2 separate regions of the Homo sapiens genome follow, and region 1 is linked to region 2. The links are chromatin loops, found by intact Hi-C in ENCODE. Cell type or tissue: ascending aorta. All regions are shown on one strand. Each heading gives the region's core, and the rest is flanking DNA. Links, peaks and the distances in the headings are about the cores only.

What was found. Peaks named below come from ENCODE experiments on the same cell type or tissue, not always from the same donor. Only the 100,000 strongest peaks of a DNase experiment are listed, where the experiment ranks them.
Region 1: a loop joins it to region 2, with 7 times the contacts of the local background. A loop is called at or near these places in 106 of 110 quality-filtered maps.

What each region holds. Positions count from the first base shown.
Region 1 is chr15:89,050,519-89,065,701 of GRCh38, forward strand. All of the region lies in intron 1 of CARMAL (coronary artery disease region linked MFGE8 regulatory lncRNA), which reads left to right. It also overlaps a transcript of ABHD2 not described here. Among named protein-coding and RNA genes, the nearest start is that of CARMAL, 17 kb to the left of the region's middle. RefSeq lists an enhancer at 8,817-9,317. In ascending aorta, for the core only: a CTCF peak has its summit at 7,164 (motif pointing right); a DNase peak (open chromatin) is centred at 7,163.
Region 2 is chr15:89,169,888-89,185,070 of GRCh38, forward strand. ABHD2 (abhydrolase domain containing 2, acylglycerol lipase) reads left to right here. Exons shown (of 11, transcript NM_152924.5): 6 at 5,925-6,108. Among named protein-coding and RNA genes, the nearest start is that of RLBP1, 44 kb to the right of the region's middle. RefSeq lists a silencer at 7,891-8,185. In ascending aorta, for the core only: a CTCF peak has its summit at 8,045 (motif pointing left); a DNase peak (open chromatin) is centred at 7,984; H3K27ac peaks cover 2,278 bases.

The sequences.
Region 1 (15,183 bases), core at 3,778-11,777, 120 kb before region 2:
CATGTGCACCTGAGTTTGTGAACTGACATTTCCACCCACTGCACGTGTTCCCACATTGTGAGTCCTGGGGATCCAATCTGTTCCCGTTTTTGTTGGAGCAAGGGAGCCCACAAACTCACTAGAACCCATCTGCTGGGATGGGAGGTGGAGAGGAGAGGGCTGGCTTTCCCTCAGATGCCAGGCAACTGTTTCTAGGTTGCTAATCTTGCCACCTTCCCAGTTCCCTCAGCCCTGAGGAAGGCAAGGGCAGCCTGAGTTACCCCCATGAGTTAGGGAGCTTGGGGAAAACATGCACAAGTGGCCAGGAGACTGAGGGAAAGGAGGCTGCATGCAGGCTGGGGATTTAAAACCTTTTTGAGAATGATCTACTGAGCATCTGCTATGTACCAGGTCCTGGGCTAAAATCTGGAAGATAAATTAAAAAAAAAAATAGGCCAGGCACAGTGGCTCATACCTGCAATCCCAGCACTTTGGTAGGCCCAGGTGGTTGGATCACCTGAGGTCAGGAGTTGGAGACAAGCCTGGCCAGCATGGCGAAACCCCATCTCTACTAAAAATACAAAAATTAGCTGGGCGTGGTGGTGCGCGCCTGTAATCCCAGCTACTCAGGAGGCTGAGGCAGGAGAATTGCTTCAACCCAGGAGGCGGAGGTTGCAGTGAGCCAAGATCATGCCACTGCACTCCAGCCTGGGTGACAAGAGTGAAACTCTGTCTCAATAATAATAATAAGTATGCTAGAAAGCACTGTTTCAGAGCCTGGCACATAGTAGATGCTTCATAAATCCTATATACCTCATACTCTTCCTGGAAGGATACAAAGATGTGGGAAATACAGTTTCACTCTCAAGAATCCTAAGATTTTGTAAGAGGGTGAAGACTCTCATGCACAGCTCTCTACAACCCAGGTAAAACAAGATGAACACCGTAGCTCAGGCCTAAGGATACAATGGCTCAAGGGAGGGACAGAGAACACCTGGGTGAAGCTTCACTTTGAGGTACTGATATGGTTTGGCTGTGCCCCCACCCAAATCTCATCTTGAATTGTAGCTCCCACAATTCCCACATGTCATGGGAGGGACCTGGTGGATAACCGAATCATGGGGGCGGGTCTTTCCCGTGTTGTTCTCGTGATAGTGAAGAAGTCTCACAAGATCTGATGGTTTTATAAAGGAGAGTTCCCCTGCAGATGCTCTCTCTTGCCTGCTGCCATGTAAGACATCCCTTGCTCTTCCGCCATGATTGTGAGGTGTCCCCAGCCATCTGGAACTGTGAGTCAATTAAACCTCTTTCCTTTATAAATTACCCAGTCTCAGGTGTGTCTTTATTAACAGCGTGAGAACAAACTAATAGAGGTACCATGTCAATATTGAGGGTACATATAGGGGAGGTGGGAGGTGAGGAGGTGGACAGAGAACAGGACTCGTGAGAAGCTATTGGTAGACTGAGCCACAGGAGAATATATTCTGGCAGTCACTAACTTCCAGAGTGAAAGTTCACATGCAAATCAGTCGTTTGGAATTTGGAATGCATTTTCCCATGGGAACAATACCATACATGGAGGCTGAGATCTTAGGCCAGAGGATGGAAACAGATTTACTCCCACAGTATTATTCAACTAGGTTACTCATAGCATTACTTAGTTCAGAATTCAGGGAGATGGGAGCCCTGTGGCCCACCTCATTGTGGGGCTGGACCTGCCCTAGGTCAAGGTCTTTTTTGTCTTGGGTATGGAATGGTTTAGGAGGAGATTAAATTTGAGAAATCATAAAGCTGATTCTAATTGCATTTAATGGCAAAACTATCAGCTGACATACATGTGTAATTACATATTAGAGTATTCAGGAGAAAGTGATGAAATAAATTCTAAATTACTACCAAATCAGCAGGCAGGCTAATCTTAGAATTTCATGGTGGCCAAAGCAGTACTGTTTGATGTAAATGCCTCCTAATCCCTAATTCAATATGACTGCTGTCTTTATTAAAAAGGAGGGTTTGGACCCAGAGACAGACAGACAGACAGACAGACAGACAGACAGACAGACACACACACACACACACACACGACACACACACAAGGAGAAAGCCATGTGAAGATGAGGGCAGAGATTGGGCAATGTTTCTACAAGCCAAGGAGCTCGAAAGATTGCCTGCAAACCACAAGCAGGGGAGCAGCATGGAACAGATCCTCACAGAGCTCACAGGGAGGCCATCCAGCCAATACCCTGATCTCAGACTTCAGCCTCCAGAACTGTGAAACAACACATTTCTGTGGTTTAAGCCACAGACCTCTCCCTCCTCATGGCGCCCCTTCCCTGAGGGGATGTACCCTTTGCCTTTCACCTTTCTCCAAGACATTTTGTCTTCTCTAGGAAATTCTTTCCACCTCAGGGTGTCTTAGACTAGACCTATGAAAACGTAGTCCAGGAAGGGAGCTAGTATTTGGTGGGCAGCTTTTTTTTTTTTTTTTGAGATGGAATCTCACTCTGCTGCCCAGGCTGTAGTGCAGTGGCGTGGTCTTGGCTCACTGCAACCTCTGCCTCCCGGGTTCAAGCGATTCTCCTGCCTCCACCCCCGAGTAGCTGGGACTACAGGCACGTGCCACCACGCCTGGCCAATTTTTTGTATTTTTAGTAGAGACGGGGTTTCACTGTGTTCGCCAGGATGGTCTCAATCTCCTGACCTTGTGATCCGCCCACCTCAACCTCCCAAAGTGCTGGGATTACAGGCATGAGCCACCGTACCCGGCCTGTGGGCAGCTTTGATTTTCTGCTCTGTCACAGCCAGCCCAGAGACAGTAGTAACTTGTGGTACTTTGTTACGGCAGCCCTAGCAAACTAATACAGGTATTAGAGTACGGCAGTAGCAGTGGATAACTGACATGCAGCATAATCTCACCACCCTAGTAGAACTGACCAGGCCAGGGACCCTTATAGAAACAAAGGCAGCCAACTGCTGACTGAGCAGTGCCCTCTAACATGGCCTGGGGCCAGCGCTGTGACCAACAGCAGCTACCAATACTAACCACCCAATCAGATAGTGTTTCTTGGGGGATTTGAAGGGAGTGTAAGGCCCTCAAAGAAGGTGGACACAGGAGGCACTAAGCAGAGGCCATGGAAGAATCATGCATGAGGACAGCCTTCGAGAGGAGGGGAGAATGGAGACAGGCTTTGGGAGCGACAAGAGAAGCAGAGACTCAAGGGTGAATCAGAAGCCAAGGCAAAAATGGGCAAAGACATACCTATGATGGCGCCCCTTGGAGCAAGAGCAGTCCCACTGCCTTTGCAGGGTAAAGTGGTGCTCACATCTTTGCTTCTAGCGGCTGCCAAGCTGCCAGAGCTCTCATTTTCCCAATTAAGGTGCCAGCCTCCCGGACGCCTCACCTCCGCATGGAGCCTTGAAATGACCACTCACTTGCCAAGTACAGCACCTGAGCTGGTCTCTTCTCCCTGCAGCCCAAGAGAGTCTAACACATTGCTGCAGAGGCAGTAGAAAACATAGACAAGCCAAAACAAGAAAAGGAAAGGCAGGCACAGTGGCTCACTCCTGTAATCCCAGCACTTTGGGATGCCAAGGCAGGCAGGTCACCTGAGGTCAGGAGTTCAAGACCAGCCTAGCCAACATGATGAAACCCCGTCTCTACTAAAAATACAAAAATTAGCTGGGCATGGTGACACACGCCTGTAGTCCCAGCTACTCGGGAGGCTGAGGCAGGAGAATTGCTTGAACCCAGGAGGTGGAAGTTGCAGTGAGCCGAGATAGCACCGCTACACTCCAGCCTGGGTGACAGGGCAAGACTCTGTCTCAAAAAAAAAAAAAAGGATTTTTAAAAAAGAATTTATGCTGTGCCACCAAAATGTATGCATGTCAGAAATTGTACTTTGGCTAGGTGCAGTGGCTCACGCCTGTAATCCCGGCACTTTGGGAGGCCGAGGTGGGTGGATCACTTGAGGTCAGGAGTTTGAGACCAGCCTGACCAACAGGATGAAACCCCATCTCTACTAAAAATACAAAAATTAGCCAGGGTTGGTGGTGCACGCCTGTAGTCCCAGCTACTTGGAAGACCGAGGCAGGAGAATCGTTTGAACCCAGCAGAGGAGGATGCAGTGAGCCGAGGTTGTGCCACTGTACTCTAGCCTGGGCAACTGAGCAACACTCCATTTCAAAAAAAGAAAAAAGAAAAAAAAAAGAAAAGGCACCTGTAACCCAGAAACAACCACTGTTAATATTTCAGTGTTTATTCTTTCTCAAAGTCTTTTATTCTCTGCATATATTTTTATAAAATAGGGTAATACTATATGTACTGTTTGTAACATGGCTTTTCTTTAAACAGCTCTAAAAAAACATTTTTCTAAATAAATTAAAAATTGTCATTATATGTAGTGGGTATTCCATTGTGTGCAATGTGCTTAATCAATCTTCTATTGTTGCCAGGCAAGGTGGCTCACGACTGTAATCCTAGTAACTCGGGAGGCTGAGGTTGGAGGATCACTTGAGGCCCGGAGTCCAAGACCAGCCTCGGCAACCTAGCAAGACCCCATCTCTATGGCGCACACTTGCAGTTCCAGCTATTCTAGAGGCTGAGGCAAGGAGGATCACTTGAGCCCAGGAGTTCAAGACTGCAGTGAGCCATGATTGCGCCACTGTACTTCAACCTGAGTGATGAATTGAAACCCAGTCCAAAAAACTTTTTTTTTAAATCTCCTATTGTTGGTAATTTAGTTTGTGTCCAGTTTTAAAGTGTCTATCTTTTGATTTAACTATCCTACTTTTAGGACTATCTCCCACAAAAGTAAAACACTAGTTTCTTTTTTTTTTTTTTTTTTTTGAGACAAGGTTTCATTTCTGTTGCTCAGGCTGGAGTGCAGTGGCACGATCTCATCTCACTGCAACCTCTGCCTCCTGGACTCAAGCGATCCTCTCTCTCCTGCCTCAGCCTCTTGAGTAGCTGGGACTATAGGCGAATGCCATCATGCTCAGCTAATTTTAAGTATTTTTTTGTAGAGATGAGATTTCACCATGTTGCCCAAGCTGGTCTTGAACTCTGGACCACAAGCGATCCGCTGGCCTCGGCCTCCCAAAGTGCTGGGATTACAGCCTACTAGTTTATAATATTTACAGAGATGTTTATCACAATATTATTGATAATAGCAAAAATCACTAGAAACACCCTGGATGTCTACCAATATGGGGGCGGTTGAATAATCCATAGCATATTCTATACTATGAAATATTGAACTGCTATTAAGAGTGAGATGAAGTGAGATGAATCAATATTACTTGTCAAAATGATCATGATATGTGGCTAAGGGAAAATGTAGTTTACAAACTAATTGTGTAATGTGATTTTTGCTTTTTTGTTTTTACAGACTGGGTCTCACTCTGTCATCCAGGCTGGAGTGCAGTGGCGTGATCACGGCTCACTGCAGTCTTGACCTCCCGGGCTCACACAATCCTCCTGCCTCAGCCTCCTGAGTAGCTGGAGTCACCATGCCCAGCTAATTTTTAAAAATATTTTGTAGAGACAGAGTCTGCCTATGTTGCACAGGCTGGTCTCAAACTCCTGGCCTCAAGCAATCCTCTGACCACAGACTCCCAAAGTGCTGGGATTACAGATGTGAGCTGCCACGCCTAGCCTGATTTTTGCTTTTAATTAAAATTTTGTAAATGGAGGTGGGAATCCCTCTACGAATTTTTAATTTGTAACTATTCGTATCTTCCTAGGGAAAATAATAGGAAAAAAACTCACAAAACTGTTAATATTGCTCACCTCAGGAGATGGCATTGGAGATATTTGCTTAGTTACAAGAATATGTATGGATTTTGCAACTTGAATGACACAGTAAGAAAGAACACCATGCCCCAGTGCAGGATTGTGGCAGGAATTTGAATCTTTAATTCCTTCAGGCACCGGGCACAGATCGAGACCATCCTGGCTAACACGGTGAAACCCCGTCTCTACTAAAAATACAAAAAAATTAGCCAGGCATGGTGGCAGGTGCCTGTGGTCCCAGCTACTCAGGAGGCTGAGGCAGGAGAATGACGTGAACCCGGGAGGTGGAATTTGCAGTGAGCCGAGTTCGCACCACTGCACTCCAGCCTGGGCGACAGAGCAAGACTCCATCTCAAAAAAATAAAATAAAAAAATAAAATTCCTTCAGGGTGCTTGCAAAAGATAGAACAGTGCAATGAAAAAAATCAGACCCAGCAGCACTACTTATTACAACATGACCTTGAGTGAGTCATTCACCTCACTGGGCCTCAGTTTTCTTGTCTGTAAAATGGGACAATAGCAATCTCTACCTGTCAGAGTTTGTGTGCAGGCAGTCAGGAAATATAGTCAGTAGGCATTAAATTTTTTTCACACTGTTAATCCAGTTTATAAGTGATACCTTTTTTTTTTTTTTTTTTTTTTGAGATGGAGTTTTGCGCTTGTTGCCCAAGCTGGAGTGCAATGGCGCCATCTCGGCTCACTGCAATCTCCGCCTCCCGGGTTCAAGCGATTCTCCTGCCTCAGCCTCCTGAGTAGCTGGGATTACAGGCACACGCCACCACGCCCGGCTAATTTTTTGTATTTTTAGTAGAAATGGGGTTTCACCGTGTTAGCAGGCTGGTCTTGAACTCCTGACCTCAGGTGATCCGCCTGCGTCAGCCTCCCAAAGTGCTGGGATTACAAGCATGAGCCACTGCGCTAGGCCAGCGTGATACCATTTTTAAAAGTGTTAAGTGAAAAGGGTAAAGGATCTATTGAAGCCCCTTTGTAAGCATGTGAGTTCTGCTTGAGAAGCCACCCCCGGGTTAGCTCTTCTAAGCTGCTCATAGCTAATTCCCTTCCTTCATCTCCACTTCCCTTTGGGGTTTGGCGCAGTGATGATGGGGTTTCTGAAGATGAGGTAGGGCAGGGGTTACACAGTGACCACTGGGAAGTTGGGGACTGGCCGCCTCTGGAACTCCAAGGATTGATTTTCATGGTTAGCAAACAGCTGAGAGTTCTTTGGGAAGCTTCAATGGTGAAAATGCTATTTTTGGTAAGAGGGTAAGAATACAGCCCCTTCTTGTTTAGCCATGGTCGTGGAATCACGGTGGGGGCGTGCCTGGTGCATGGGCTCCTGAGAGGCAGGCCCCGTTGGGCTCACCCCCATTCCTGCTGCCATTCCCTCCATGGCCTCAGGGTGGCGCTGCTCCCTCTCCAACTGGGGCCATCTATTGCCACCATGCGGCTTCCCAGTGAAACCCGCTATTAATAAGAAGGAATGAAAAAAAAAAAAGAAAGAAACAAACCTGCCAGAACTTTCCAATCACACTGTCCTAAAAGCTGAGGACTAAGAAAACGAAGATAGATTCAGGGGACACCGTGAGTCAAAACTTTAGTTTGCCAGGTCTGACTTCTTTCCTGCAGCTCTTCGCCCTCTACCCAGTCCATCAGGGACCCCAGGACTAGGACTCCCTAGCTCCCCACTTACAAATTAAGCCCACCAACATTTGTGGGGCGCCAGGCAAGAGAACGAATGGAAGCTCACATACTCTATGTCTGCATATTTTCAAGTTGTTCAGTCAAGCTGATAAACCCTTAAATGAAGTATGCTCCATCCTTCCGCCTTGAGGTAGATACCTTCATAACCACCTAAAAGACCAGGTTGACTTTTAGGATTTTCAGCCTCCTTGGAGATCCATTCCCCTGGCTCTCCACTTCTGGCCCCAGGTCCACCCACCCACGCTCATCCTTTCAGATCGTGAGGAGCCTCACATACGTGTGGATACTCCAGCTCACACATCCAAGCTTCCTCCACACCCACACCCCTTACAACCCTGAAAACAGCTACCCCTTGGCCACTCCTAGTACCTAGCATGTGAACACAGGTAGTGAGGTCCACTCTTGGGAAGAGAGACCTAGAGAAAATGAAGATGCCCCGCAGGCACAGAAGAGGGCTTGCTGTAATTTGGACAGAAACTCTGGGGTCCTGGTACACGGAGCCTAGTCTTGGGTGGGTGTATGGACTCCCTTTGTAGAAAGGAACATGGCCCGAGGAGGTGCACAGCAGGAGCTTCTCCTGCTCTGGGCCCAGGGGATGGGGACAAGGAGAGATGACATCCTTAACTCCCTCCATCCCTCAGGAGTGCCCCTGGACATCGAGACTCCTGGAAATCTGGGTTGTGACAGGCCAAGTCCCTTCTTAATTCCTCTTTCCTGCTGTGGAGCCCCCTCATGTCCAATGATTGGCAGCAGGAAAGACCTCACTCTTCAGACAAGACCATAGTATCTGCCCTTGAAGCCTTTCTCTTTCAGCCCTCAACAATATCTCAATAAAAACAGCAATCCAACGTTGGACAGAAGCCTGCAGTAATGGGTGGTGGCGCAGAAGCCATCCTTTCAAGGGCACAGAGTGCCATTTCTCTCTCAAGGGATGGATAATTCCTGCCTTAATGCAACCTTCATCTGCCTAGTCACCAGCTGATGGGAAAGCAGCTCCAGCGAAAGATAAGGGCTCTTTGCCTGAAATGAAAAATTCATGAAGGAAGACTAGGAATGGGGCACGCAGAGAGCTGCCAAGTTGCTGTGCTCTGAGGACCTGACAAGAAGCTCAAAAAGCCAAATGGAAATTTTCTCTCCTCTCCAGCATCTCCCATCATGCCCTCTTCCATGTTTGGGGCTCTCTTCTCTGCTGTACCTGGTCACAGCTCTGCAGTCTCACCAATGCCCATATGCCAGGGGATCCAGGAAGAGGGGTACATCTGCCCACCCAGGCGAGCCACTTGACACCCACTCACATCCTCACAAAATGTTCGCTGTGGCTAGACAAGCTGGCATGGTTCTGACCACCTACCTGCCTAGACCAGACCTGGAGGAAATCCAAACTGGCTATTTATTTGTCCCTGGGAGACGCCTACAGATTACTTCCTGTTCCAATTTTCTGACCCACAGATCTGATCAAAATTCGTTAGGTTGATCATTGGTCACAACTCATAACTTGGGAAGGCAGCCCTGAATTTCTTGTCACAATGTTGGGCAGACAGTGGTATGGATGAAATGAAAGGGGAAAAAAACCTCTTGAACCATGAATTGGAGAATTTAACTCTCTCATAGGGATGGGCTTGAGAAGTACGACCGGCTACCCCATAATATACAGAATGGCACAGCAGTCGCAGGTGCCATTCCAGAGATGGTGGGTTCGAGGGCAGTAATTGATCCCCAGAAATTAGGTAGGAGGGCAGGCTGCCATCGCAGAGGAATCTGCCACCAAGGAAGTCCACCAGACTCTACTGTCAATGGGAAATGGGAAACTTGAGTCTCCTATTGCAGAGCCGCAGTTCCTTCTTCCTGCTGCAGGGTCCGTGGCCGAAGGAAAACCTCATTCCACTGTCCCCTGCCCAGGCCAGCTGTGGAACGCAGGTCCTCCATGAACTTGGGGGCCCCTCTTGGTCTCCCAGTGCATTGGCTCTTGGTTCCCAGGTCTTCCAGGCATTTATGCAGCCTTTTCCATTCAAAGCGGGAACTGGATTCAGACAGCAGTGTCTCATTGAAAAGCTTGTCCCTTCAACACCAGCCCCTAAGAACCACTCCAAGGCCTTTTTTTTTTTTTTTTTTTTTTTTGAGACAGAGTTTCGCTCTTGTTGCCCAGGCTGGAGTGCAATGGCGCGATCTCAGCTCACTGCAACGTCCATCTCCTAGGTACAAGCAATTCTCCTGTCTCAGCCTCCCAAGTAGCTCAGATTACAGGCACCCACAACCATGCCCGGCTAATTTTTTTGTATTTAGTAGAGACAGGGTTTCACCATATTAGTCAGGCTGCTCGTGAACTCCTGATCTCAGGTGATCCACCCACCTCGGCCTCCTAAAGTGCTGGGATTACAGGCATGCACCACCTCGCCCGGCCAGCCTTTTTAAAAAAAAACACTAACTCCTCCCAAAACAAAGAGTTTTTTCGCTCATTTTCTCCATACTAGAGCTTTACCATGAAGAACACAGATATAAAAACCTAAGGACTTATCTGCCCTCTGCCCCATCCCAGCACAAACAGGAAACTCATGCTACAACAAAAAGACAAAACATAGGTCACATTCTCAATGGGCCACCGTGATATACACAGAAGCCTAGCACTTAAGACTAAAGCCCCAAGTCCAGGTGTAATCTGTTTCTTCTTTTATGTGTAGGAAGTTGTTTGAAGCTTTTTCCTCCAGATTTTAAGTGATTTGTGTTCACTGTGGAACACTTGAAACGTATAAGAATAAAGACAAAGGGGGGAAGTGTCCATCATCTCACTACCCAGAAGCAAACTATTAATATTTTTTAAATATTTCTTTCCTAGTTTTGTCCTGTGCCTTTTTAAGTTTCATTTGAAATCAAGACTGTATATGCAATGTGGATCGAGAGTATTTTATACAGCCATTAAAAAAAAATAATGAAATCATGTCCTTTGCAGCAACAGGAATGCAGCTAGAGGCCATTATCCTAAATGAATTAATGAAGAAATAGAAAATCAAATACCACATGTTCTCAGTTATAAGTAGAGCTAAACAATGGGTACTCATGGACATAATGATGGAAACAGACACTGGGGACTCCAAAAATGGGGAGGGAGGGAAGGAGGGAGGGAAGGATTGAAAAACTACCTACTGGGGGCCGGGCATGGTGGCTCACGCCTTGTAATCCCAGCACTTTGGGAGGCCAAGGCAGGTGGATCACCTGAGGTCAGGAGTTTGAGACCAGCCTGGCCAACATGGTGAAACCCCATCTCTACTAAAAATACAAAAATTAGCCAGGCGTGGTGGCATGTGCCTGTAATCCCAGCTACTCGGGAGGCTGAGGCACGAGAATTGCTTGAACCCGGGAGGTAGATGTTGCAGTGAGCTGAGATCACACCATTGCACTCCAGCCTAAGCAACAAGAGCAAAATTCCATCTCGGAAAAAAAAAGAAAAAGAAAAACTACCTACTGGGTACAATGTTCACTATTTGGGTGATGGGTTCAATAGAAGCTCAAACTCCAGCATTATACAATATAACTCATGTAATAAACCCGCACATATACCTCCTGAATCTAAACAATTCAAAACAGATCTGTATTTTTTTTTTCTGAGACAAGGTCTCACTTTATCACCCAGACTGGAGTGCAGTGGCACAATCTCAGCTCGCTGCAGCCTCAACTTCCCAAGTTCAAGCCATCCTCCCACCTCAGCCTCTCCAGTAGCTGGGACTACAGGTGTGCACCACCACACCTGGCTAATTTTTGTATTTTTCTGTAGAAACGGGGTTTTGCCATGTTGCCCAGGCTGGTCTTGAACTCCTGGGCTTAAGCAGTCTGCCTGCCTCAGCCTCCCAAAGTGCTAGGATTACAGATGTGAGCTACGGTGCCTGGCCCAAAAAAGATAATTTCAAAAAGAGTATTTTCCCAGGGCAAACATATTAATAGCTGCCTAACTATTCATAATATGCCTGTGCCATAGTTTGCATGATCAGGAGGCTGAAGCTACACCAGTCAGAAGTGACTGAGCTTGCAGTGAGGGAACAGTAGGCCAGGCTTCAAGGAACTGGAGCAGGCAGAGCAATAAGGTTTAAGCTCACGGCTACCACCAAAGCCTGAGGTTATTTCAAAAATAGGAATGCTGGAAGATACAGCACACAGATGGAAAGAAATCTTTTGAACCTGAAGGCTGAAAGGAAAGCTGGCTAGGGTCCTGAGGCTATGCTGATATCCAGGAAAAAGCAGAGTGTGTGAAGAAGGGTGTTAAAGGCCCCAAGTTTGCTGTTTGTCAGGAATATAAAGGTTGTTCGGGCATTCGGGCAGAATGTACCCTACAGGTAAGACTGGAGGAAGTTATGGAATTGATTTTCGTTTGTTTTTGTGTGGGGGGGTGGGTTTTTGTTTTGTTTTTTGTTTTTGTTTTTTGAGACAGGGTCTCACTGTGTCGCCCAGCCTGTAGTGCAGTGGTGTGATCTTGGCTCACGGTAGCCTTGATCTCCCGGGCTCAAGAAGGGAGTATTAACTCCACTTCAGCCTCCTGAGTAGCTGGGAGTAGAGGCACACAACACCACACCTAAGTTTTGTAATTTTTGTAGAGACAGGGTTTCACCACGTTGCCCAGGCTTGTCTTGAACTCCTGGGCTCAAGCGATTCACCTGCCTCGGCCTCCCAAAGTACTAGGATTACAGGCGTGAGCCACCGCACCCAGTTGGAATTGATTTTTTAAAAATACATTTAGGAAGGCCAGGGGTTGGGGAGTGGTTCTAAGACTAGCAATAAAAGAATAGGAGCAGTTTCAGAAGCTGTTCGATTATCACATGAGCATGAGAATGTCAAAGAAGAGACGCTAAAGCCGGCCTGTCTCACCTTATTGATTTCCGGTGCTTACTGAATGCATTACTTTTATTGGAGAATAACTTCCTTTTCATTTTCTTTTATCTTGCTCATTTGAGTATGTCAGGTCTGTTTAATCAGTCACAATTGCTGCTGCTTTTTTTTTTTTTTTTTTCAGACAGAGTCTCACTCTGTCACCCAGTCTGGAATGCAGTGGCATGATCTCAGCTCACTGCAACCTCCACCTCCTGGGTTCAGGTGACTCTCGTGCCTCAGCCATCCAAGTAGCTAGGACTACAGGCGCACGCCACCATGCCCGGCTAATTTTTGTATTTTTAGTAGAGATGGGGTTTTACCATGTTGGCCAGGCTGGTCTTGAACTGCTGGCCTCAAGTGATCCCCCTGCCTCAGCCTCCTAAAGTGTTGGGATTACAGGTGTGAGCCACTACGCCCGGCCAAAAATTGCTGCTTCTTGATAGAGTATGGAATTCCTTTCTTTTGAGGTCAGGTTTATTTTTTCTTATTACATATGAAAAATTTGCTCATAACCAAAACTCCTAGAATATAGAAAAGCATGAAGTATAAGGAAGTAAATAAAAATCACCAGTAATCTGACTACCAAAAGATAACCACTGCTGACATATTAATATAAGTCCTGCCAGACTCTTTTCCTATATATGCGTTCTCAACTAATCTCTGCCTCTCTCTCTCTCTCTCACACATGCACACACACACAGACACACACACACACATCACATCACACATATAAACACAAAGAGAAAGGGGAGTATTCATACTATACATACAGTTTTTTTATTGTTGTAAAACATAAATAACAAAATTTACCATTTTAAGCATGTTTAGGTGTACAGTCCTATAGCACTAAGTACATTCACATTGTTATACATCTATCACCACGATTCACTTCCAGAACTTTTTCATCTTCTCCAACTGAAACTCTGTACCCATCAAGTCAGTGGTCCCCAACATTTTTGGCACCAGACTGGTTTCATGGAAGACAATTTTTCCACGGACAGGGTGGGTAGCGGGGATGTTTTCAGCATGAAACTGTTCCACCTCTGAAACCACCTTCTGCTGTGCAGCTGTGCAGCTGTGCAGCCTGGTTCTTAACAGGCCACGGACAGGTGCCAGTCCATGGCCCAGGGGTTGAGGACCCCTGCATTAAATAAGAACCCCCATTACCCCTCCCCCAAGCCCCTGACAACCACCATTCTGCTTTTTGTCCCTGCATAATTTGGTGACTTTAGGTATCTCATCTGAGTAGAATCATACAGTATTTGCCCTCTTGTGTCTGGCTTATTTAGCATAATGCCTTTAAGCTTCATCCATGTTATAGCATGTGTCAGAATTTCCTTTCTTTGTATGTATTTATATATAACATTGTGTCCTTTTTTTTTTTTTTTTTTTACACGGAGTCTCATTCTGTTGCCCAGGCTGGAGTGCAGTGGTGCGATCTCTGCTCACTGCAACCTCTGCCTCCCGGGTTTAAGCGATTCTCCTGCCTCAGCCTCCTGAGTAGCTGGGACTACAGACATGTGCTACCACGCCCGGCTAATTTTTTGTATTTTTTGTATTTTTAGTAGAGACGGGGTTTCACCGTGTTAGCCAGGATGGTCTCGATCTCCTGACCTTGTGATCCGCCCACCTCGGCCTCCCAAAGTGCTGGGATTACAGGAGTGAGCTATCGCGCCCGGCCAACATTGTGTTCTTATATTTATCTGTTGATGGACACTTGGTACAAATAGTTCTTTAGGCTGCTTTTTCCACTTAATATATTCTAGACATCATTTCATGTCAACAAAGTAAAATTAAATTATTATTTTTAATGACTATTTGGTATATTGCTCAACAGATATTTTATAAGTTATTTAACTAGATTGCTAACAATGAACACTTGATTATTTACAGTTTTTTTGCTTAATAGACTTTTCAGTGATGAACAATCTTTCCAATTTGTATTGAGAAACATATCACACAGGAGAGCATATAATGTATATGTTAAGCTTCAAGAATGCTAACAAAATGAACAGTCTGTATCCTACTCCCAGCTGAAGAAATAGAGTATTCTCAGAACCTCAGAAGCACCTGCAGGCCCTGCCCCATCTCATTGCCCTCTCATCCCCCGAGAGGGATCACTATTCTGATTTTTGTGTTAACCATTCCCATGCTTTTCTCTGTAATTTTATCATATGAGTATGTACATTCCTCCCCAAAAATATACAGCCTAAATGTAAGTCTACTGGATAAAAGAAAAAACATGGGTGCTATGGGCATCTTGGATCCTGGCCTTCCTTTCCAGACTCAATGCATCCAGTTATTTCCAGCTCAGAGAGCCCCTCCTCCATCATTGGTGTGATTCTCCACCTCCTCCTTCAAGGAAATCCTCCTTCCTACTAGGTTGTTATCAGTTTAGAATACCCCTCCACCTCTGCCTCTACTCCCATCCACCCGTTATGGCAAACTCATTTAGAATCATTGTCCATAGCACATTTTCCAGAAATGTTAATTAAGGGTGTAGAATAACACCATATTAGGAGGCTTCAACAGAATTGTCCAGGGCAGACTTGGGCATCCCCAGTCTCACCACTTGGGAGGTCCTGACCTCTGGTGTATGATATGCCTCCTCTTCCTCCTGAGGGCCTCTTGTTTCTTTTCCTGACAGTCTGTAGCTTACTCTTGGGTAAAATTAATGCCAAACACTCCCTTCCTAAGAACAAACAATGATCTTAGACATTACATTGTTTTAATGCACATGAAGGAGGCATTTCACTAAATGCAGCATAATTGACTAATATCCCTTGTATTTCAAATGAATATAGGCTTTTCCACAATTTTCCAGAGAAGTTTTAGCTTCCCCACTTTGCCTCACC
Region 2 (15,183 bases), core at 4,289-12,288:
CCCTAGACCCCCAGTTTTTCTCCCCAGGAAATCAATATCTGCTGCAATTTCCCAGTGAATATTCAGTCAGATATGTGTGTATGTAATCCCTTAAAACCCAAGCAAACACGGGAGAGGGTGCCAGCCCCACTGTTTCACCCCTTGTTTTTATCCCTTAAGATGGCTCAGAGCCATTCCATGTCAGATCAGATTCTTTTTTTTTTTTTTTTTTTTTTTTTTTTTTTTTGGAGACGGGGTCTCACTCTGTCACTCAGACTGGAGTGTAGTGGCACAATCTTGGCTCACTGCAACCTCCCTTCCCAGGCTCAAGCGATTCTCCCACCTCAGCCTCCCAAGTAGCTGGGACTACAGGCACGTGTCACCACTGCCTGGATAATTTTTGTATTTTTAGCAGAGACAGGGTTTCACCATGTTGGCCAGGCTGGTCTTGAACTCCTGAACTCAAATGATCCACCCGCCTCAGCCTCCCAAAGTGCTGGGATTACAAGCATCAGCCACCGCGCCCGGCCAGATTCATCCTTTTTCACCACAGTGTAGTCCTTCATTTAACCAGTCCTCTACTGATGGAAATTTAGGTTGTTTCCAAACCTTTGCTGCTACAAACACCAAAATGCTGCAGTGAACATTCTTGCATGTACATGTTTACATACATATGCAGTATAAAGTCCCCAAAGGCAGAATTACTAGACCAAAGGTTTGTACTTTAAAAAACATGAACAGATGTTACCACATTGCCTTCCAAGGCCTATACCAATGTGTACTCCCTCAACAGTGGATGGACCAGAGGGCCTGTTACCCACACTTCTTCCAGTCCTGGGTATTGGCAAACTTCATCTTTTCTAACATGGGCAGTGGAAAATGATTTCTAAGTGTCATTTTAACTTGCATCTATTTAACAATGAGTGACATGAAGCATCTTTTCGAGCTGCACTTTTAAAAGACAAAAGAGGCCGGGCGCGGTGGCTCACACCTGTAATCCCAGCACTTTGGGAGGCCGAGGGGGGCGGATCACAAGGTCAGGAGTTCAAGACCAGCCTGGCCAACATGGTGAAGCCCCGCCTCTACTAAAAATACAAAAATTAGCCCGGCGTGGTGGTGGGCGCCTGTAATCCCAGCTACTCACGAGGCTGAGGCAGGAGAATCGTTTGAACCCGGGAGGCAGAGGTTGCAGTGAGTCAAGATCGCACCACTGCACTCCAGCCTGGGCAACGAGCAAAACTCCATCTCCAAAAGAAAAAAGAAAAGATTTCATCCAGCTTTTCTGTCAACTAGGACAATGGTTCTCAAAGTGTGGTCTCTGGACCAACAACGTCAGCATCACCTGAGAACTTGTTAGAAAAGCAACTTCTCAGCCCACCCAGACCAGTGGAATCAGAATCTCTGGAGGTGAGGTCCTGCAAGCTCATTGAGCCCCTTGAGTTTCTGATTCCGTGGGTTTGGGGTGAGGTCCAAGAATGTGCATTTGAACCAGTTCCCAGGCAATGCTGATGCTGCTTGCTCAGGGGCCACACTCTGAGAACCACTGAGCTAGAGCATCATTCTTGCAGTAATATATAACCTCCGTGCAGCTTTTCCAATTCACTCTTTACAAGAAAGATTACCAGAAAGCAGTTACATGGATTTAAAGGCATTTAAATTTTCTGTTTGTTAGGTATTAGTGGATCTACAGGAAGCGCCTGGTTGTGTTGAACGGCGATGTGCTACCTGTGGAAACCTTGCTTTGAGGAAATGTTTGGAAAACTGCTACCAGGCTAAGCTTCCGAAAGGCTAAGCAGCGCCCCCATCTGTGAAGGTTGTTTACTGCAAGTAGAAAGGAAAGGGAGTCTGAAAAGGGGTGGCCCAGAGATGAGAGAGTGCTTCAAAAAAATGCCTTCTCGCATTGGTCTGAGCTGGAGAGAGCCTCGTTCCTTAGAGCAGTGCGCCACAGCCACAGTGGTTGCACCTGAGGATCTTGTAGAAGAACACCCATGGCCAGATCCCACCCCCAGACGTTCTGACTTAATGAAGCTGGGGAGGCCCCAGGCATTAGTATGGGTGTTTTAGAAGCTCCCCAGGTGTTTGGCTTTGAGGCTATTTCTTTAACTCTCTCAATGATTCAGTAAGCCATTTAATACCCTATAATAAATATTTTTCCTGCTTTTTTTTTAAAAAAAATCCCCAGGTGATTCTAATGTGCAATCAGGTTGAAGAACACTACTTTAGAGAAAACCCTAAATTTTAGATCAGCTACACTCTTGTTTAAATATATTTTTAATTGTGATAAAATGTACATAACAAAATTTCATCCTAACCATTTTTAAGTGTACAGTTCAGTAGTGTTAAGTATATTGATTGTTTTGCAGCCAATCTCCAGAATTTTTTCATCTTGCAAAACTAAAACTATACCCATTAAACAACAACTCCCTAGCCCCTGGCAACCACCATTCTATTTTCCATCTGTAAATTTTACTAGTCCAGGTATGTCACATAAGTAGGATCCTACAGTATTTGTCCTTTTGTGAGTGGTTTACTTCATGTAGCATAATGTCCTCAAGGTTCTTCCATGCTGTAGCATGTGACGGGATGTCCTTCCCTTTTAAAGCTGAATAATATTGCATTGTACACATGTACCACATTGCTCTTATCCATTCATCCATCAAGGCACACTTGGGTTGGTTCCACTTTTTGGCTATTGTGAATAATGCTGCTATAAACATGGGTATACTTACATATTTTTAAAAGAGAAAATAATTAGAGTCAGTTATAGCCATTAACATTGAATGCTTATTATGCTCTGGACCCTGATCTAAGCTGTTTATGTATATCACTTTATTCACATCTCTAAACAACTCTACGAAGTCTTTACTCTTGTTACTTCCATTTTACAGATGATGAAACAGACCTAGGAGAGTTTGGTAACTTACCCAAGGTAACGGTATTTTGCACAGTTTCCTCACTACAAAAATTGTCTGGGCTGTTTGTTGAAAGTTCCCATTCCCAGGCCTCATCCTATTCCTGTAGGTTCTAAGCCTCCAGAAAGGAGCCTGGAAGCTGAAGATTTTCCCTGTATACGGGGGTTACTTGTCATCAAAGAGAAATTGAGAACATTTGGGGCCACTAAGTGGTAGGCCCAAGCAGTCTGGCCACAGGGCCTTTTCACTTAGCCATGAGGCCAGGCTGCTCCTTTAAGGCCTGGTTTTCAGTGCCTGTTATGGCCCAAGGGAGGTGAACAAATGTCTCCTTTGGGATTTCTAAATTTTTTATTTGTTGCGTGGTGTAGAAGCTGATATCAGCTAATTGCTCATTGTGCTCTCAGCTGTTTGTTTGCACATCCCCTTTTTTATATCACAGCTACATTTTGAAATCCAGCATTCCCTGGAGGCATAATATTCCTTCCATTGCTACCTTCTTAAAAAGAGAAACTTGGCCAGGGCAGTGGCTCATGCCTGTAATCCCAGCACTTTGGGAGGCGGAGGCAGGCAGATCACCTGAGGTCAGGAGTTCAAGACCAGACTGGCCAACAAGACAAAACCCTGTCTCTACTAAAAATACAAAAATTAGCTGGACATGGTGGCACATGCCTGTAACCCCAGCTACTCAGGGGGCTGAGGCAGGAGGATCGCTTGAACCTGAGAGGCAGAGGTTGTAGTGAGCCAAGATTGTGCCACTGCACTCCAGCCTGGGTGACAGAGCGAGACTCTGTCTCAAAAACAAACGAACAAAAAGAAACTTGAATGAATCTGACTTCGGTGGGGACAACAGTCTGGCATTTCACATTCCAAAGTTAAGAGTTCAAGGATCCTTCTGGACCAGGTTTTTGTTCCTTCCCTGTCCTCAGGGCCCATTCAGAGGCCTTGTCATCAGAATCCACTCAATTCAGCAACTCTTTATTGAAGGCCTGCAAACTGCCCCAGCCTCTGCTGAGTGTAAGAGGGAGAAAAATAAGCAGCTTGATCCTCTACTATCTCACTGGAGAGGGAGACGGGCTGCCTTCTCAAAGTTGGTGCCTGGGTCCTGCTGTTTGGGAGGAAGCAGCTCTTGGCCCGGTTTTTCCCTTAGTTTTAGGCATCTCTTGCTTAAGCTCCTTCTAAGCCCCCAGCATTTCCAGATCATGATTATTAGTCAAAAGTATAGGGGATACTGTCTGGGAAGAGGCATGAGGAGGCCTCCAGGGGTGTCAAAAATATTCTGCGTCTTCATCTGGGCAATGCTTACCTGGGTATAAATGTGTAAAATTTCATTGATTGTGCATTTTCCTGTATGTATGTTATACCCCATTAAAAATAAAAAAGAATAGGGCAGTTTCAAGTGTATTGATGCATAATATTGCCAGACATATTGTAAAGGGAAAAAAAGAGCCACCGAACAATGTGTATGTTACCACTGGTATTTTTAAAAAGAATATAGGAAACTTACCTTTCACTCCATCTTTTACAGCATTTGAATTTTCTACCATGGGCATGAATTACCTACTCAAAAACAAAGTCACTATAGATTCCTGGGCTTGGTCCCCATCTTACAGAATCAGCTTCTCTGGAGTTGAGGCCCAGGAATGGTCATTTCTAACACCCTCTCCAGGTGATTCTATGCACACTGCAGCTTAAGAACTGCATGGGGCTGTGCCGGCCTGGCTTAGGCTACATCCTACCACAAAAGAAGACAGATATAAGGGGAGTTTACCCCAGGCTCAAAAGATACTTTCCCCCATGGCTTGATGATTAGGGAAGGAGCTGTTCAACTCTATTAAGAATGCCAAAACCTCTGAGCTGGTGCCAAAGTCAACAACTCCCGTTTCCATTGTAAATCCGTACTCTTCTCATGCCAGTCTATTTTGTATGTGCTTTGCGTCGACATCCCTATCTTTCCATGTTAGATTTTAAATTGGCTCCCTACAGAGTTTGAGGTTGGGCCTTAGAAGGATGTGATGAATCCCTTCACTTGTAATATGGCCATTCACCTCCTCCTCTTAGCAAAGCTGCTGAGACATAACATGGCTTCAATAACTTCCCAAGGGGACACCAGCTGAGATCATCTCTCCTGGGCAAATGAGGCCCAAACAACCCTCTCTGTTAAGAGGTCTCATCTGTGTATTTTTGAATGAGCCTGCCTCCCTTGGCACCCTGTCCCTATGTCACCAAGAACGTTTTACCCTAATCCTACAGAGCATCCTGGCAGTCCCTCTGGACTGAAGTTTATCTTTCCTCTCCTTTCCAACTCTGTCAAGAAGATTCTGTAAATAACATCCACTTGCTACTTTTCTTAACACCATGAATCATCATACACATGGGTATAGCATCCCAATTTGTAGCCTAGGAAGCTAATCTCAAAGGATTTTGCTCTTGCATTTATTTATTTATTTACTTATTTTATTTTTTTGAGACAGGGTCTCACTCTGTCACCCAGGCTGGAGTGCAGTGATGCGATCTTGGCTCACTGTAGCCTCTGCCTCCCCGGCTCAAGGGATCCTCTTGCCTCAGCCTCCTAAGTAGCGGGGACTACAAGGACACACCTGTAGTGTGTAGAGGTGGGGTCTCACCATTTTGTCCAGGCTGGCCTAGCTTTTATTTAGGTCTGTGTGTGAGCATATGTGCTCATGCACACCCTGAAATCTGCTTTGATATCCATGATTATCTAGACACGGTTCTTGTGACCTACCTTTTAAGAAGCATTGTACATTTGATACATGGTACCTCCACGCTTTGGCACTGCTGAGGCCCTGTTTCCTCTTATCCCAAGGGGCATCTGGGAACTTCTGTCTGGATAGCCAAAGAGCAGTGTCTGTCTCTCTCTCCACACACATCCCCCGACACACACACGTATATATACACATATATATTTCTCTCTCTTTTAGTATACTGGCACCCATTTAGTAACGTTCCAGCTTGCATTTTCTCCAGATAGGATGCACCTGAAATGATTGAGCAATCTCACCCTTTTGCCCACAGGCTGCACGTGGGAATTTGGAGCCATGGTGAACTACATCAAGAAGACATATCCCCTGACCCAGCTGGTCGTCGTGGGCTTCAGCCTGGGTGGTAACATTGTGTGCAAATACTTGGGGGAGACTCAGGCAAACCAAGAGAAGGTCCTGTGCTGCGTCAGCGTGTGCCAGGGGTACAGTGCACTGAGGTGAGTCATCTCCGCCTTCCATCAGGGCCTTCAGTTAGCCCTTATTTATAGAGATGCCCCGACGCACAACACACTGTTCTGTGAAGACCGGGGAACACTGTGGCCGACTGAGTAGAAGTTTCTGAGTCTTGGACTCACCTTGTTTTGTCTGCATATCATACATTGGAGATGCCCCATCAGACCCCTTAAGCCTGGGATATGCAGCTGCGTTTTGGGGTCAGATCTGTAATTGGAGAAGTAAAACCCCCTTTGATAGTTGCTGTCTCCTAGGGAATCTCTGTCAGGTGACTTAATTTGTTCAGGCTTCAGGAGTTTTTATAGAAACGTGGATTAATGAAAGAGCACAGGAGACTGGCAAGCTGGGATCTGAAAGCTGGGCCTTGGGATCCCAGATCCCTCCTTCCTGCAAGAGATGAGTCCCAGATGGCATCTGGAAGGGATCTGTAGAAATCATTTAATCAGTGTCCTCACCTTTAAGTATTTGTCTCTGTCAGGCATCCCAGGCATCATCACAAAGGAGCTGATCTACTGGGTCAAGCTTTCTCCCACCCCTTAGTCTCTTGCCAGTAGATGCCCCACAGGATGAGTCCCAGGAGGGCGTGGTCATCTGCCCCGATTCCCCTGAAGATCACTGCTGTCCCAGGTCTCTCAAGAGTCACCACACTCACACGTTCACACACACATGCACACACTCACACTATACACACACCTCTCCAGGCTCTTCAAATACATTCATATTTTTTTCTGTACTCTTCATGGTGTCTTTCGTTTTACCAATGAGTATAACCAGTTATTAAAAATCTGATGAAAAAATTTGAAACACACGGGAAAGTTTAAAAACACCTCCCTATTGATCCAGTCTAATGCCAAACAGTCCTTATCGTTATTCAAAGAATCTTTTTGCCTCACCTGTATATCTCATGCTGCAGTTTAAACATACCTTGTTACTTTCTGATGGATAGAGGCCATCTATATTATTTCTAAAAATACATATTACTGGAATTTAAAGCCAGCACACCCAAAAGACACATGTGGGCCCAGGATTCAGCCTCTCCCTATGAGGCTTAAAGCTGGCTGAAAAAGGTGATCTAAATGTACCCACGATAGACATGAGAAACATCTCTGATGAAACCCTTCCTGAGTCCCAGGACCAAGGTCTGGGTTCTATTTTTCCGTGCCGGCAATATGGGGATGATGATGATAAGCAGTACCTACCTCATAGCACCGCTGAGAGTCAAATGAGTTGATGCGTGTGAAGTGCTTAGAACAGTGCCCAGCACGCAGAACGTAAGCCACTGTTCATTTTCATTATCGTCATCATCGTCATTCACTGTAAAATGAAGGAGGTGGGTTCGATCGGCGGATCACAAAGACCGGTCCAGTGAACTAGTGACTGCCTCACTTCATAAGGAATCACTTGGAGGATCATGTTAGAAAGAAATTCTGTTTCTTGGGCCCCACCCTTGGAGATTTTGATTCATGAAGTTGGAGGCATGGGACCTCAGAAGTCTGCATTTTGGATACATTTCATAGGCGAGTTTTCAGTTTAGTTACGTTTAGCAGTCCCCGGGGTTAGTGACCTCAGTGGTCTCTCCAGCTGCTCTCGCGTTCCAGGACCAGGCTAGTCCCCCATCTTCCTACCAGGAATCTTTTCCTTCACTCCTCTGGACACTGGGGAGTCAGCTGAGAGGACATGTGCCTTTATCTTGGTGGGACTAGTAATATCCAACTCCCAGCTCATAGCCACGTGTAACCAGAATTAACCAAAGTCCTGTCGGGCCCAGTCACTGGGATAAGAAAGACATGAGCAAGGGGCCTACCCCAGGATCCAAGGGAGCAGAACTAGGACGTTTGTTTTGTTTTCTTTTTTTTCAATGCACAAAATCTTAACACGACAATCCCTTCATCTCATTTTGCTGCAGTAGCGCCATCTGCTGTCAGCAAGAGCACATGATTGACGCAGCAAGCTAAGGTGTTTGAACTAAGGCAAAGAAGGCTCAAGAAGCTAGAAAACTAAAATCTGTGAGGTGCTATACATTTTGCAGACATAGCCTACACAGCCTCTTCCTTGAGACCTCAGAGGGCTTCATACACATAACTAACTATTGGCACACCAACCTCATGCAACAAAGAGCAAGTTGCAACTTTATTGTCTGGAGCACAGAGAACTAACTTGCCCAGGCTAAGATCATGTGGTCCTGCATATGGGAACTGGCACCAGGTCAGAGAGACACTGTTGTCCTTGTGTGTGCTGGTCCAAGGCTCAGGTACCCTCAACATTTAAACCAGATCTATGGAATAAATGGAGCACAGTTCCTTACTTTAAACCAGTATAACCTTTTTTTTTCCTGCCAAGGCTTGAGGGCGATGAGCCTTTCAGCACTGGGATGGTGGCAGCTGCATAAGTGCTTCCCATCACACCAAGGTGGAGCCGGGGAGGCCCGTCTGCCTCTGCAGGGGCCACACGAGAGTTCATGCGTCTGGTAAATCTCTCCTAGCTGAGTCTGGAGACCCGCTTCCTCAGTGAACCCCTCCCTCTGGCTTCTCCTCCCGTAGCTCACCTCCCATCTAGCCAGAGCCGGTTGAAGGCTCAGAGAGAAGCCAGCCACCCGCTTGCTGTAGTTAGCAAAGTCTAGCTGCTGCTAAACTAGCTCACCTTCTACCTAAATGTGCTGAACCACTGAAGGAGGGACACAGATGCCCTGAAATCACCTGGTATCCGGCAGACTTTAACATGTTCCCTCAGCATAAACAGCTGCCAACCCGCCTGGGGACTCTGTGTGGTGAGACATCCTCCTAGGTAACAGGGACACAGCCTTGAACAAGGCTGACTAATTCCCTGCCTTCATGGAGCTTAAAGAAAATGGGGAGAGAAGCATTTTTGGTCTGGTTTCAGGTAAAATAAATTCTTTCCCAAGAAAGCCCTCAACAACCTTATGTTACAGAATTGACCAGTAATAATAAAACTAAAACAAAAGCATTTTATTGCAGTTTGGGTGTAAAAGATAGTCTGTATCTGAGGACCTCACAGCACTTAAGACAGCAGAGTGATATTTACAAAGCCACAAAGCAACAAATACATGTTACTAAGATATTACACATTTAGGCATATGGGTGCCAAGGAGGTCCTCAGTCAAGTGGGGGGTCCATGAGGAGGGATTTCTGAAGGAGGTGAGGGTGAGGAGGACAGTAGCACAGGGCCCAGGCCAGGGGCAGAAGCCCCTTACAGCAGGGGTCCCAACTGCTGTTAGGAACCAGGCCGCACAGCAGGAGGTGAGCGGTGGGCAGGTCACAGTGGGCAAAGCAGTAGGGAAGCAGTGGGTGAACCTTCATCTGTATTTAGTCTCATTCCCCATTGATCACATTACTGCCTGAGTTCCGCCTCCTGTCAGATCAGCAGTGACATTAGATTCTCATAGGAGGATGAACCTTATTGTGAACTGCGCATGTGAGGGATAGTTTGCATCTTCTTATGAGAATCTAATATCTGATGATCTGTCGCTGTCTCCCATCACCCCCAGATGGGACTGTCTAGTTGCAGGAAAATAAGCTCAGGGATCTCACTGATTCTATGTTATGGTGAGTTGTAGAATTATTTCATTCTGTATGATAATGTAATAATAATAGGGAAAAAGTACATTATAAATGTAATGTGCTTGAATCATCCTGAAGCCATCCCCCTGCCCCTGCCTTCCCTAGGCTGTGGACAAATTGTCTTCCACAAAGCCAGTCCCAAGGACTGCTTCCTTACAGGACAGTAGGGGAATTATCAGAGGAGTGTTTCAAATCTCCTTAAAGGCACATTATACTCCGGGCTAAGTGGATGTGTTAACATCACTAAGACCTGACCTCCTTGGTTCAGGTAAACCTGAACATCCTAGCATTCTTTGAGCAAGGCCTTCCTGCCATGGGGAAGAGGCAGGTACCACTTTTCCTGCCAAATGGTGGGGATATTGTCTCTCTTGCTTTTGATGGGCAAACTTCAGGCTAGAGATGAGTTTATGGCAAAAGCAAATATTATTCATAAAGTTTCCCCAGAGACTGGGACTTTCCTAAAATTTGTTTTTATAGTTGAAGAGCTATAAAATACAGTAACTTTGTGCCATCAGTAATTTTGAATCACAGCCAAACAAAGAGGGGGAAACTGCAGCGTTTAAATGAGACTCTATGGACGGAACCTCACCCTGGGAAACAGCTCAGCTTTTCCACCACTGGGTTGTGAAGTTGACCTGACCACATGGTTGCCCTTAGTGCCTTGGGGCTTTTTGTGGGTTTTTTTGTTGTTGTTAATTTTTTTTTTATCAGTATAATGAGAGACTCTAACTCATTCCTGTAAAAGTACATCCTGCAAAAGGAAAAGATTCTGATAAGGAAGAAAGGGGCTTGGTAGGTGGCCATCCCTACTCTAGTCTGAAGTCCATCTTTCTGCCCCATCCTTCCACCCCAGTGGAACTAACAAAGCCCAGCCTGGCAGGTACCAAAAACTCTTGGCCCACTCCCTTGTGTGGTACAAACATGGTTTTCTTCTGCTCACACTCAAGCTGAACTAGCTGGAGATGATGACCTCTCTACAGATTGACTCTGCCCCTGAAGGGCAACCTGCTACCAGCCCAGAACCTTCTGGCTGGGTCTTTTGGGTCCAGAGGCTCTACCATCCCTCCTCCCAGAGGCCCGGCTGTGCAAGGCAGGAGCCCTGTCTTGGGCTTGGCCAGCCTGCCTAGGATCGTGCCCTCTTCCTCTCTCTGCAGGCTGGGCTGGTCCTGGTTTTGCCCCCACTGCAGGATTACTCTCTTACAGTGCCCAAATTAGAAATAATCCACATGTCCAGCATGGGAGATAGTTAAATAAATTAATAATATACCAACTCAGTGGGAAACGAGGCAGCTTTTATTTTAAAAAATCAAGAAAAATATATAACACGACAGAATGTATATATTAAAAGTAGGGAAGGGCCGGGTGCGGTGGCTCACGCCTGGAATCCCAGCACTTTGGGAGGCCAAGGCACGCGGATCACAAGGTCAGGAGTTTGAGACCAGCCTGACCAACATGGTGAAACACCACCTCTACTAGAAATACAAAAATTAGCCAGGTGTGGTGGCGCGCACCTGTAATCCCAGCTACTCAGGAGGCTGAGGCAGGAAAATCTCTTGAACCCAGAAGGCGGAGGTTGCAGTGAGCCGAGATCATGCCATTACTGCACTCCAGCCTGGGGGACAGAGCGAGACTCTGTCTCAAAAAAAAAAAAAAAAAAAAAACAAGATGGTAAATTTTATGTTATGTGTTTTTATCATAATTTTTTAAAAATATGACTGTATATAGGCAAAACCTGGAAAGAAATCCCCTCCTTCTACAAGTAAAAATACTTCTTAGGTCGGTGTGATAGCATTATGGGAAAGTACTTAATGTACTTTATTCTTAAGGTTTCATTAGCATATTGCTTTCAAGGTATTTTTTTAGTATCGTCTACATCCACATCCCATTAATTCATCTCCAATCTTAATTCATACTGCCCTTGCCTTTTTTCCCTTTTTGGGGTGTTAAGGTCATGCTTGCCCATCCCACTCTTACAGAACCTCATTCTCATTCTCCATATTTTTTCAAAGACCACAGGAAAGCTGTTTCACTATTCTTATAGTCTCTCAGCACTCTGAGACATAATTTATTTGAGCCAGGAGATCTGAATTCACTTGGGTACCATTAGATGCATTCTTTCCCCAGTTCATTCTCTTCTGACTTTAATTCGTTTTCATCAGTACTTGGTCCACTCACTTTGCAAAATATGAACTGGAAAGCTGAGCCTTCTCTAAGCAGTTACCCCAGCAGCATAATGGTTGGCTCAGCTCTTCCTTGCCCAAGTGATTGCTCTGAACCTAATTGTAAATGCCTGTTTGTTGGGACCCTCTTCTGAGGGATTAAAATCCATTGCCTTCCGCAACACCTCTTAAAATTCTTTTAACAGTCCAAAGAGAAATCTCTCACTAGAAAATGGCTTTGAAACCAGTATGGGTCATATTTTATTATAATTTAATGTTACATTGATTAGAAATGAAGGCATTTTCAGGGAATTCTATTTATGTTGGTAATAGGTAGATCAATGGATGGACAAAGTTCTTTAAAAATCCTTATGGATTATTCTCAAAAAAGACTCCCAGTGAAACTATACTGGGTTTGGGGGTTAATTTTCTCTTCTCATTTGTGATTATCACTTCTTGAGAGTTTTGCAACTTTCAGAAAGCATCTTTCCTTTTGGAGTCATCCTGGTTCTTTCTGAAGTTTTGAAACCTACCCTCCTTCCAGCAAGATTCACTCTGAATTTTGCAAAGCCATTCCCTCCCTGTAATTCTGCCCGAGCTGCCCCTCCCAGGGTTCCACACTTCTCTCCTGTGTCCTCAGCCAGTTTATCCTGGTGGACCAATATCTGGCCCAGCCTGGGGAGCAGTTCCTGCCACCCCTTCTCTCTTCTGGAGAACATAGCTATCTAGAGGCAAGTCAAGAACTTGGATATTCAGGCCAGGTGAAGTGCCTCACGCCTGTAATTCCAACACTTTGGAAGGAGGCCGAGACCTAGAGATCACTTGAGGTCAGGAGTTCTAGACCACCCTGGCCAACATGACGAAACCCCGTATTCTACTAAAAAAATACAAAAAATTATCTGGGCATGATGGCACACACCTGTAGTCCCAGCTACTCGGGAGTCTGAAGCAGGAGAATCGCTTGAACCCAGGAGGTGGAGGTTGCAGTGAGCTGAGATCACACCACTGCACTCCAGCCTGAGCAACAGAGTGAGACTCCATCTCAAGAAACAAAAACAAAAAAAGAACTTGGATAGGCAAGTAAGGTATTTGTGCAGTGTCTAGAGAGCTAAACTCCCCTGGTTTCGTGCCCATTTTGTGATTTGCATCTAAAATTGAACCCCAGTGTAGCCACTACCAGCTCCAATAACATGAATTCATACCCCCATCTTGTTTCCTCTACACCTATCCATTCAACCCCTCCCTCAGAAACTACATTCTTTTAAAGCAAGTTGCAGATATCATTTCATCTGTAAGTAGTTCACTAGGTAGCTCTAAAAGACTCTAAGGACTTTTTCTTAAACATAACCACAAATACCATCATCACCCAAAAAATTAGCAATAATTCCCTAATAGCATCCCATGTCTAGTCAGTGTCCAGATTTCCTTGATTGTCTCATGGAAGTGCTGTTTGTTTGTTTGTTTGTTTATTTTGCCAGTTGGCTGGTTTGAATCAGGATCCACATACTGCCTACATATGCATTTATTGATTTGTCTATGTTTCTTTTAGTCTGTAGGTTACCCTTTCTTTTACTGCCTTTCAGTTTGCTGTTGTTGGTATTGAAGACATCAGTCCTTTTCAAAAAAAAAAAAAAAAATATATATATATATATATATATATATATATATGAGATGAATGTAATACATTGATCTTGATTCTTTTATTAAAGCAATATAAATTTAAGTTTCAATTCCTTAATTCTACAGCCAAAGGTAAAAGACATCCCCTACATATACTGAGTGGTAAACCAAAGATACTAAAACTCAATCTTAGCCAAAATAAACAGTGGAATACTGGTCCCAGCATCCTTGTCCTGATCCCTCCCTGAGCCCTGGGTCCCTGTGAATCCCTAGAACCTTTCAACAAGCAGTGCCTGTGGTGTTTTCAATAAAAAAAAATCAAGGGCTGCAGCATCTTTTTATATCTTGTTTATGGCCACACCCTCCTCCCTTCCCTACCTCTGCAGCCTGTCTGCAATGAAGGAGGTACTAACAAAAGCAAGAACATCCCTTCAGTTAGGAGGTCAGCAAAGGGAGAAATGAACCAGGGTAAGAGAAAGCTGGGATTGCCAGAGACCACTGGCTCTCTGGGTGGCTTGGATCCAAAGTCAGAGGAGAGGCAGCTGGTTGTGGCTCGGTGATTGGGTGACCCCCTTCCCTCTGACCACAGGCAGGTGAGCACAGTCCTGCTTTAGCCGGGGTCCCTCATGGTGGTCTGGTCCTATACTCTTCCTGTAGTGCTTGGTTAGAGTCGGGCGGGGGTTGGCTGCACATTTATGCAGTGGCCTTTTGACCCTTCAGGGTGGTGGTAGTCTTCACCTTGAGCTTAGCCTGTGTTTGATGAGCACATTGCAGACCATTAAATTCACAAACCATTTCATTCTTAACTCCCCACTACCTCTTATTTTTTAACCACGACATTGTGGGAAATGTTTGTCACTCCAAAACTGTGGAATTTTGCCATTCTAAAATTGTAGCAGCTTTGGGGAAATTACTTTTATAAAATTACTTTTATAAACTCCCTGGATTGAAAAAATAATAAAAAACAAAACAAAAAACCTTACAAACCACCTGGTCCCCTCACTTACCATCTGGAAGATGGAACCTAGTAGAAGTAGTGACGTCCAGATCCATTCACAGGGTGGAGTCAGGCCTGGAGATTTTGAAACGTGCAAGATAAAAGTTTCCCTGTAATGAGTGTGGACTCAGTGTCCGCCTGCGTTTGGATTCACGCCCAAGGGAGGAGAGCAGTGAGTGGGGAGGGCTGGGCAGGCATGGCTGGTGGGAGTGAGCCCACTGGTGTTTGTTCACCTGCTGTGTGGTCATGGACATCTGGCTGGGGAAGCACATGGCCAGGGCTGGTGGTGCTGTCTCCTCCCTCTGCATGTGCTGCTGGCAGAACCTGGGCTCTGGAAAACAGGGATAATATCACCTGCCTACTGCCGCCATTGAAGGGTCAGAGTGTGGCCCTCACAGCCACACACTAGTGTGCCAGTCACACACTAGCCCTAGAGGCAGAAAGACACTTCCAGACCAGCCCCACCAGCTGTGCCTACAAAGGGTTAAGGGCCTGTCTACTTCCACTTCGATTTCCTTGCCTCTTCAATGGTATAAGGCTAATCAAAAGATAGATGTATTTGGAGGAGATCCCAGTTAATGATTTTCCTTTACCTCTTGATCAGCAATGACAGAAGATTTTTTAGGTTTTCCCCTCCACACCCACTCTCCCGTTCCATGTGCCAGTCATTAAACCAGAAAACTTGCCTGCCAGGTAGGGAGCCAA